2 separate regions of the Homo sapiens genome follow, and region 1 is linked to region 2. Evidence: chromatin loops called from intact Hi-C (ENCODE). Cell type or tissue: mammary epithelial cell. All regions are shown on one strand.

Region 1 (5,000 bases), 280 kb after region 2:
TGTATTCCCCTCAAGCCTCATGTTGAAATCTGATCCCCAAGATTGGCGGTGAGGCCTAATGGGAGGTGTCTGGATCATGGGAATAGATCCCTCATGAATGGCTTGGTGCAGTCCTCACAGTTAGGAGTGAGTACTTGCTCTATTAATTCTCTCGAAAGCTGGTTGTTAAAGAGTCCGGCACCTCCCGACTCTCTCTCTTGCTTCCTCCCTCACCGTGTGATCTCTGCACACGCCAGCTCCCATTTGCCTTCCATGAGTGGGAAGCAGCCTGAAGCTCTCACCAGATGCCCAATCTTCCAGCCAGCAGAATCATAATCCAAATAAAACTTTTTCCTTAATAAATTACCTAGTCTTAGGTATTTCTTTACAGCAATGCAAACAGATTAAGACACTACCCTTGAAGAAGCATATTCAGAAAACAGCGACCAGAATAGTAAGGGAACTTGGGCCCATAATATGAATGCTTGAAGGAACTGAGGTTATTTAGGAGTAAGAGCTAGGAGAAGCAGGCTGGTGGTCTTCAAGTAATTAGTGGATTCACCTCTCAAAGGGAAATAAACTTGCTCAGTAGAACCAGATGATAAACCAGGGCTGATAGGTGAAAACCATACAAAGATTTCGCTCTCTATAAAGAAGAACACTAACAACCTTCCCCAACACAGAATAGGCTCCCCTGAAGGCAGGAAGCCATCTAATCATAGCCTAGATTGACTATCTGCTAGAGGTTTGAGCACAGGTTTAGATAATTTAAGGTCATCTAGGTCTAAAAAAAGAACATTTTAGAACATTCTTTTTCCCTGATATGACCTTGAATGGTAATACTGACCATCAAAACCTCACAGCGCTCAAATCTAACTGATGAGATGAAAGGCATACTTGAATTGGAATAATCTAATCTATTTCTGCATGAGGCTGCTGACAATAATCTACTTGAAGGTAAATTGACAAAAAGGTCCCAACTCTGGGCTTATTTCTAACATATGGGTTTCATAAACCAAGCCTAAAAGCCAAATTAGAAATAATTTGCACATTCTTTTTAGCTGGGGATAGCTCTTGCTCAGTTGTGAACAGCCTCCTGAGATGTCACCATCTGATCTAAGGCTGGGGCCAGTTGGCTTATTCCTGAAACAGGAAGGGTGACAGAAGGTATCAAGTTAGGGAAGTGAGTGTTTTACCCCCAACATCATACACCAGTGCATCGTCATGGTAGATCACAGAGCCAAAGATCCCAGAAAAGTATAAGACAAGTTGCTGAGAAGCAGAATTGCTCAGCTTGGAGCATTTGACTACCAATCCAAAAGCCTCATATCCAAATCCAAGGGTTTTTTCCCCCATATGCAACAGAAAAGCATGTTCTGGGAATTTATGCTCAAACCAGGCTCCTGCTCATCTAGACTAAGGTAACAATAACTTCATGAATTCTATTTCCCAAAGAAACTTAATATAGGAAAGTTCAAAATCAGTCTTTCAAACCTTTGGCTGCATCATAATCTTCTCGGTGGTTGAACTTATGTTTCATTCATTGCTGTAATGGTACACCTCCACCTTAGGGCATGACTTTATGCCTGAAACTTACTTGACCACACAATGGATGTTTGTTGCTTGGCTGAAATTAAGTTTCAGAAACTCACCAGCTCATCAAAGTCATCTAACTTGGTACATTTGTACCCATAGGGGAACATCAGCAGCTGGGAATAGCTGTGGAGGGTAATGAAGGCCTTGACTTTTCCATGACTCTTGATGAAGTCCACTATGGATTTCACTTCAACTTCAGAGTTGGCACTGGGTCCGTGGTATGAATCAGAGCAAGGGTTGCTGCTGGCTCCAGGTCCTGGGGAGATGCAGAAGTAGCCCAGTGAGGACAGTGAGCTCTAAGAAGACACTGTAGGGAGGAGGTCACCATGCATCACTAATTTTCTCCTCTGGAAGTCGGGGCAAGATTGTCATTGTGTTAGATCAAGTCTCTTCCAAAGGTTATAGTCAGAAAGCCTAACTGAAGTGATTCTGGACACATCTCTTCTTCAAAAAATATGGTTCCTCTATACAGTAGAAAGAGCCATCTAATTAGATCATCTCCTCTCTGTAGGAGTTATTGGAAGAAAAGCTAGATTTAATATTATGGATGGAATTCCTGCATTGGGTGGGAGTTTAGCAAGTTCATTTTCTGGGATCTCATCCAATTCTTAGAGTCCAACAGTAGAAGATTCTATGCATCTGTAATTCCAAGGCACAAAGCCAGAAATGCAAGGAACCTCTGACACCCTTTCTGCAATGAGGAAATCATGACTACATTTGACAACAAGGCCACCTTTGGCCTTGATTTTCTCAGCAACTAGAGTGGCTCAAGACCACTGAAATGGGTCCATTGTAGGCCTGGCCAGGGCTCTCACTGCTAGAGAAACTTCCAGGGGATGAGTAGGGGTCAGGATTCCCTAGGCTCCCCATGTGATACAGACAAAACGTCACCTTATTTTAAAATTATTTAATGAAAATAATATCGGGGGGATTGACATTGAACTGTGGGCCATTGCTCAGTATTGTGCTTTAATTATTTTTCCACTACACTAAAAAAAAAAGAAGAAGAATTGTCAAAGCAATGAATGAAGTTGCCACTCATCCATATCCTGTAGCAGTTCTCTACAGTCCTGTCTTAGTTCCATAACTCTAATTAATTAATTTGTCTTACAAATACATAGTGATTACCTTCTGCGTTGCAGACACTGTGCTAGGTGTTAGGAATACTACAGTGAAAAAGACACAGCTCCTGACCTCAATTTTATCATAGCCTAGTGAGGGGGAAAAAATTTAATTCTATGGTTACTGAAACATAAGGGGTTTTCACCAGTACCTGAGGCCATAAAGGAGCCCCTAACTAGCCTGACACGGAACTCCAAAACATAAGCGCTGTCACAAAGCCAGGGCAGCAAGCTCACATTTTATATTTGAATCTGTTTTGAAAGTCAGTTTCTCCATCCTGTGTGTATGTACTTCTTTTTAGTTTTCTTTCTCGAAGCATCCATAGATGATGTAATGCTTCTCCTTGGAATAGATCCTATCCCCCTCTAGTGGCTGGCTCAGGGCTTCCCGAGTCCTCCCGCCACTGTGCAAAGTCTTGCTCCCGCTGCACAGAAGGCTAACCGGGCGACAGCTTGTGGGAAAACCAAGATGTGAGACAAAATATATTAAATGCTGCTCAGAGCTCTGTGACAGCACTGTGCTCCTGTGAAGGGAATTTAGTTAAGTGTTTTTCAAAGAGGTTTTTAAATGGCTTAAATCCTGGATGGGCTTAGCCAGCTGATGCACTGCAGGGCCATTTGAACCAGCTTGTGGGCCAGACCACGGGCTGACCATCCCTGGGGGCAAGTCCCTGCGCTCACCTCCAAAACCTGCATCCCAGTTCCGGTTAGGATCCACACCAACACAGAGGCTTCCAGATACCTTGGACCGGGTCTTCCGCCACATACGATTCTTTCAGATCCCACCCAAAAAGCACATGGAAAAAAAGAAAGAGGGTCATTCAGCCTGATCAGAAGGTTCCTTTAGAATTCTGTCAATTTCCCTAGTTCTCTGGGACACTCCTTTCCCTTGGCTTGGGGAGGTGTTGGACAGTCCTCATACAGGTTCTGCTAGGAGTTTCTCTGCCATCTCACCAAAGTGAGACATGAATACGCCCCCATCTCCTCAAATGAACGCCTGCCAAACACGTGCCATGGAACCCTAGTTCTGTCCAAGGCCAACAGCAAGAACCAAAAGCAGAAGAGAGGGTTCTGCAATGAGCCTATTTGGGGAAAATATGGAGCTAACTTGGTAAACTTACTTCAGAACTTCTAAGGATTGTTAATGCCTTGTTTTTTATAAACCTCTAAGAAACGGATACGGTGGGCGGTGTTTCCTGGTCTTGACAATGGAACCCTTGATTCATATGGTATCTCATGGGATGAGTACTAGTATTAGTATCAGTTTCTTTGAAAATGTCTTTGAAAACGCTACCGTAGTTAGCTCTTTCTAAAAATAAACTTGAAGCTGTCATTCATCTTGAATATATGTGGGGTCATGGTTGCTACAATAGTGTATTGTAATGAGATTTTAAGGGAAAAAAAAAACCATGTAACTCTTTTAAGTGATATTATGGAGGATTTCTCCCACAGATTTTAAGTAAAATGCTAGATGTACTGTACTGCCCACCTAAATCCTACTGCAATCTAATTGTCAGCAGGTAACATCCGCCTCCTCTTTTCTATCAATCCTACCACAAAAAATTGCAGAGATAATTGGAACAAATCTCCTAGATGACTCATGGTGAACACTGAGCTCTAATAGCCCAGCCTAACAGCTGAAATGGGCTCTGGCTGAGGCAACATATAAAGACATCATGTGTTGGAATAAGAAGTGATTATAACCACTTCTCTAACCCTCATTTCCGGGTGACTACTGAGAAATTAGACATTCCATTTAGAGTAAATCAAGAAAAGAATGAGTATTTTTATTTTGCTTTTGAAGTTCCTACACATCTCCTTAGGTCCTTGTTGAAGAAGGGAACAAAATCCAGGCTTACTTTGGTTTGAGAGAACACGTATCCATCAGGGTTTGTGACTGGCAGGAGGAAGATATCCAGGGCATCCAGAATGGAAGTGATGGATGGGTCCTTTCCATAATCAGAAACAATCTGAGCAAAGACAAGATACATGTCAACCTCACACACCGCTTTTGTTGGGAACACAGGACAGAATAGTAAGGTAGTGTTTTTTCCAGATGTGAACCAGGGATCACTATTGATCAAGGAAAGTCTTCTAGGCATCCAGCAGTCCGGTCTCCTGCAATGTTAATGTGTTGAATATGCTAGCGTCTATACTTTTATTTCTAATCAGAATAATTTACTTCTATTGAGTAAAAATCAGATATCATATATCTACTCTTTCAAAAGCAGTAACATTCTTCCTATCCATCCCAGTGAGACATTTTGCAATAGTGAGCAGTGATATATGTGACTTATGTGGACC
Region 2 (5,000 bases):
GGTCTACAGAATAGGTATTAAGAATGTTTTCTGAACACTAGCTCTGTGTATATATAGCCTTTGCATTCTGATAGCTTATATGTAGATAGTTTATTTTAGTTGTTCCTTACTTTATTACTTTTTTTAATGTTTCTATTTCTCCATATAAAACTTTTGAAAGAATTTTATTTATATGTACATAGTTTATTAATAATAGTTCTTTATTGCTTTTTTTTAAAGTTTCTGTTTCCTCGTATGAAACTTTTGAAAACATTTTACAGTTTTCCTTGGTGTTTAAAAAGCCCATTTGTTTTCAGAACTGTCAATATTTCTACCATTTAGTTCAGGTATTAATGGGTATTCTAATTTTTTTTTAAAAAGAGCAAACTTTGTTTCTTATTTAAGTTTTTATAACTGACCAAAAGTGCTTTTTCTTTTTTTTTTTTCTTTTTTTTTTTTTTTTTTGAGACGGAGTCTCACTCTGTCACTGAGGCAGGAGTGCAGTGGCACGATAGCTCGGCTCACTGCAAGCTCTGCCTCCTGGGTTCACGCCATGCTTCTGCCTCAGCCTCCCGAGTAGCTGGGACTACAGGCGCCCCAAAAGTGCTTTTTCTATTTTGATGTTACATTTTTCATGTAAATTTTTGATGCTGTGATAAAATGTATGCATATTTTGAATGTGATTCATTATGTACTATATTTTCAGCTATATGGTATATGATGAGATAAGGAATATTCACAGCATATATAGGTAATAGTCACTGTATCTATATCTGTATTTTACTTCTTCAACTTTTCTATAGTTCTCTTAAGCCAGGAGTATTCACGGTATGTATATGTAATATTACTTAATGTTACATATTATTATTATTATTTTTTTTTAGTTCTTCAACTTTTCTGTAGTTCTCCTAAGCCAGCCTTGAGATATGCAGCTGTGAGGACCTTGAACAAGGTAGGTGTTTCTTTGCTAATTATTGACTTATATCAGTATTTAATTGAGAAACATTAAATGTGAAGCATTTGGTTTTCTCTCCAAGGTTAGTATATGTGATTTATGGGCTTCACCTCTACAACACTTCACTTGTATTTGTGGCCTTGAGTATGCTCATTTTTATTATTATTTAGCTGAAGATTATAACTCATTTCTGACTTCTAAGCATTTTATATTCAAGAGCCACACTGTCCAATATGGTGGCCATTAGCCACCAGTGGCTATTTCAATTTAAATTAATTAAAATAAAAAATTCAACCCTCAGTCACATGAGTCACACTTCTTGTACTCACAGCCACATGTGGTCAGTGGCTGTTGGACAGTGCAGATCTTGAACATTTCTGTCATTGAAGAAAGTTCTCTTGCACAGTGCTGGTCTACAGCAGCCCTGTCCAGTAGAAACCCACTGTGAATCACATATGTAATATTAAATTTCATAATAACCACATTAAAATTTTTAAGGTAAAATTAATTTTAATAGTATATTTTATCATAATACATATAATATGTCATCTCAACATGTAATAGATATTTTTACATATCTCAAGTTTTTGACATCCAGTATATTTACATTTACAGCATACTCAGTTTGGATTAGCCACCTTTCAAATGCCTGGTAGTCACATGTTGCTGTTGGCTATGTTATTAGACAGTATAGATTTAGAGGATATAATACAGAAACACAGAATAAATTAAATAAGCATAGAAAATGTAAATGAAAGTTAAATGTAATAGAAGACTTGTCATAGGCAATACATAATTATAAATTAATTGTGTAAACAGTCGAAGAAAAGAGAAGTTTAGAGCAGCCATGGAAGAAACCTTTATAGAACAACAATTTAAATGGTTTTTTATTTATTTATTTTTTTTGGAGACAGAGTCTCACTTTGTCTCCCAGGCTAGAGTGCAGTGGCACGATCTTGGCACACTGCAACCTCCGCCTCCCAGGTTCAAGCGATTCTCATGCCTCAGCCTCCCAAATAGCAGGGATCACAGGCACCTGCCACCACGTCCGGCTAATTTTTGTATTTTTAGTAGAGACAGGGTTTCGCCATGTTGGCCAGGCTGCTCTCAAACTCGTGACCTCAGGTGATCTGCCCACCTCGGCCTCCCAGAGTGCTGGGATTGCAGGTATGAGCCACCAAGCCTGGCCTAAATTGTTTTTAAAGAGTTGATACAGGTCTACAATCCCTCATCTCTAATCTTGGGGCCAGATGTGTCTCAGAATTTGCTTTTAGTTAAATTTTAGAAAGGTTATATGGTGTTATCTCTTATTTACTAACCCCAGTGGGCCTGGGGCAGCATCCCACCATTAAAAAACATTAATATTTTTGCACAAAACATATGACTATCCTTGTCAAGTGGTATAAATTAAGAATTAAAGAGTTTCGCATTAGTTTGGGTCATGTTTTGCTGTTAAATGGATTTTCATCCCAGTGCTCTGCTTTCCAGAGTGTTTTCAGATTTTCCAAATTGTGGGTAAGGGATTCCATACCAATATTGGGATAGACAAAGAGGTGGGACAACATCAACAAAAACAAGGATGCAGGAGAATGGCAGACCATGTAGTAACCATAGATAATGCAGTTTGGCTGGAGTTTGCGTCTTGAAATGCAGCAGTATTTTTTAACTGATAAGATATTAACAGTCTTTGTCGAGCACTGACTACTATGCTAGATCCTGTTGTCAGTACTCCTAACATCTAATAGAATAGACGTATATGAACACACGTACTATAAGGAAATACAGGCCAATTATAATTTTTTAAAAATGGTAATGTTAGAAAGGTTAGAGGAACCTAACAAAAGAGAGTACGATGCTATACTCTGGCCGTTGATCATTTATTAAAAGATATACCTTGTTAACTGGAGCCATTCTTTTTGTTTTTGAAGCAATTACTTTTAACTTATCCTGTCCTCTTTGGATTGCCACTTACCTCAATTAAAATTTAAGTTCTGGCCTTTATCAAAAGCAATTTGCTTAATTTTTTTTCTTGCCCTTCCACAAGGTGGCAATGAAGCACCCCTCTGCTGTTACTGCCTGCAATCTGGACTTAGAAAACTTAATCACAGACTCAAACAGAAGCATTGCTACCTTAGCCATTACTACACTCCTCAAAACAGGAAGTGAGAGCAGTGTGGACCGGCTCATGAAGCAGATATCTTCTTTTGTGTCTGAAATCTCAGATGAGTTCAAGGTAAGAGTTTAAACATGATCATATTTTCTCCCAGTCTGTTGGCTGCCTATTTATTTTCTTAACGGTATCATTTGAGAAGCAGAAGTTTTAAATTTTTATGAAGTCTAATTTATCAATTTTTTTCTTTCATAGTTATTACTGTTCCCTAAGAAACCTTTATCTACTTGTTTTCTCATGCTTTAGGCTAAATGCTTTATGGTTTTAGATTTTACATTTTAGGCAATGATCCAACTTGAATTACTGTTTGTTTGGTAAGTTCAGTATTTTTTCCATACCTATATCTACTGTATTCCACCATAATTTGTTGGAAAGACTTCCTTTTCCCTGTTGGAGTGCTTTGGCACCTTTGTCTACAAAGCAAATACCCATATATTTTAGGTATATTTTTGGGCTTTGTATTATGTTACTGAACTGTTTGTCAATCCAGTACCAGTACCACACTAATATTGATTAATGTAGCATTATGGTACCTCTTAAGTAGTGCGGTCTTCCAACTTTTTCTTTTTTAATATTCTGGTTCCTTTGCATTTCCTATGAAATTTAGGACCAATTTATCAATTTCTACTAAACAAGCCTGCTAGGATTATGACTGGGATTGTGTTGAATCTATAAATCAATTTGGGGAGAACTGACATCTTAACATTATTTTTCTATTTCATGAATATGGTATATCTCTCCCTTTAGATCTTCTTTAATTTCTCTGAGCAGTGTTTTGTAGTGTTTACTCTAGAGGTCTTGCAAATCTGTTGTTAAATTTATATCTAAATATTTTATGCTTTTGATATTTTATTAAAATTTTTATTTTATTGTTTACTATTAATGAAAAACTTTTAAAAAATACTTCTCCATATTAACTTGGTATCCTGTAACCTTGCTGAGTACTTTTACTGGTTCTAGTCATCATTATACGTATTCCTTGAGATTATCTATATAAATAATTGTGCCATTTGTGAATAGAGGCAGTTTTACTTCTTTATATCCAATCCAAATGCCTTTCCTTTGTTTTTCTTGCCTAATTAAAAAAGTACTTCCAGAACAGGGTTGAATAGAACTGGTGAGAGTATGTCAGAGATGATTTTAAAAAAATAAATAAATAAATTTCAGTTAAAAGAATAAAAGTAGAAACATTTTATTGCTTCATTCTTTTTTTATACTCAGTCAAGTAATATAACTAACCCTATTTACTCTCTACTTAGTATGCATCCAGACTTTTAAAAAACAAACTTTACCCATGTATTCAAGCAGACAGTTTTGTGCATCTGGTGTAGCAGTTGCTGTTCTAGTTTTTTCAAATTGCATTTGTAGGAGTGAGTTTTTTGCTAAAGACGTGTATTTGTTATTAAGATACCTTGGCTTTGATTTTGAGTGCCTGTGGTAGTGGGATCTTCGTATGACCTCTTGAGCAGTACACAGGGTCAGTGGTCTCTATGATTCCTCAGTGACTTAGGGTACAGGCATTAGTTGAGGTTGTGGTGAAGTTTAGCTGGGGATCTGGACACATAGTCAGTCAGTCTTTGGGCTCCAGTAGTGGCAGCAGTACACCAAATGTGCCTATTTTTAGGCCCAGCTTACACTGGCTCCAGTGTTTGTGGGTACTAGAGGGCTATCCTTGGGCCTCAAGGTGGCTTGCTAGAAAGAGATACTGAGAGCAGTGAGCTCAGTGTGTGAGTGGGTTCTCCGGCCCCTGGCAGCTGGGGTGGTGTGGGTGATGGGCAGTAGTGATGTTGGAGCAACCTACAGGGACACAAGCAGTCTTATGTTGGTGTTGGCAGAAGCTGCAATGGGTTGGGTAGGCTGCATTTTCCGCATTTTCTTTAGGATTTTTAGTCTTTT

The links. Peaks named below come from ENCODE experiments on the same cell type or tissue, not always from the same donor. Only the 100,000 strongest peaks of a DNase experiment are listed, where the experiment ranks them.
Region 1: a loop joins it to region 2, with 11 times the contacts of the local background. A loop is called at or near these places in 2 of 110 quality-filtered maps.

What each region holds. Positions count from the first base shown.
Region 1 is chr7:130,276,294-130,281,293 of GRCh38, reverse strand. CPA2 (carboxypeptidase A2) reads right to left here. Exons shown (of 11, transcript NM_001869.3): 7 at 4,556-4,666; 8 at 3,378-3,468; 9 at 1,632-1,831. Among named protein-coding and RNA genes, the nearest start is that of CPA2, 12 kb to the right of the region's middle. RefSeq lists an enhancer at 2,931-3,225. In mammary epithelial cell, a CTCF peak has its summit at 3,054 (motif pointing left); a DNase peak (open chromatin) is centred at 4,333; H3K27ac peaks cover 1,103 bases.
Region 2 is chr7:130,559,200-130,564,199 of GRCh38, reverse strand. COPG2 (coat protein complex I subunit gamma 2) reads left to right here. Exons shown (of 24, transcript NM_012133.6): 11 at 864-931; 12 at 2,979-3,167. Among named protein-coding and RNA genes, the nearest start is that of COPG2IT1, 18 kb to the right of the region's middle. In mammary epithelial cell, a CTCF peak has its summit at 2,984 (motif pointing right); a DNase peak (open chromatin) is centred at 3,039.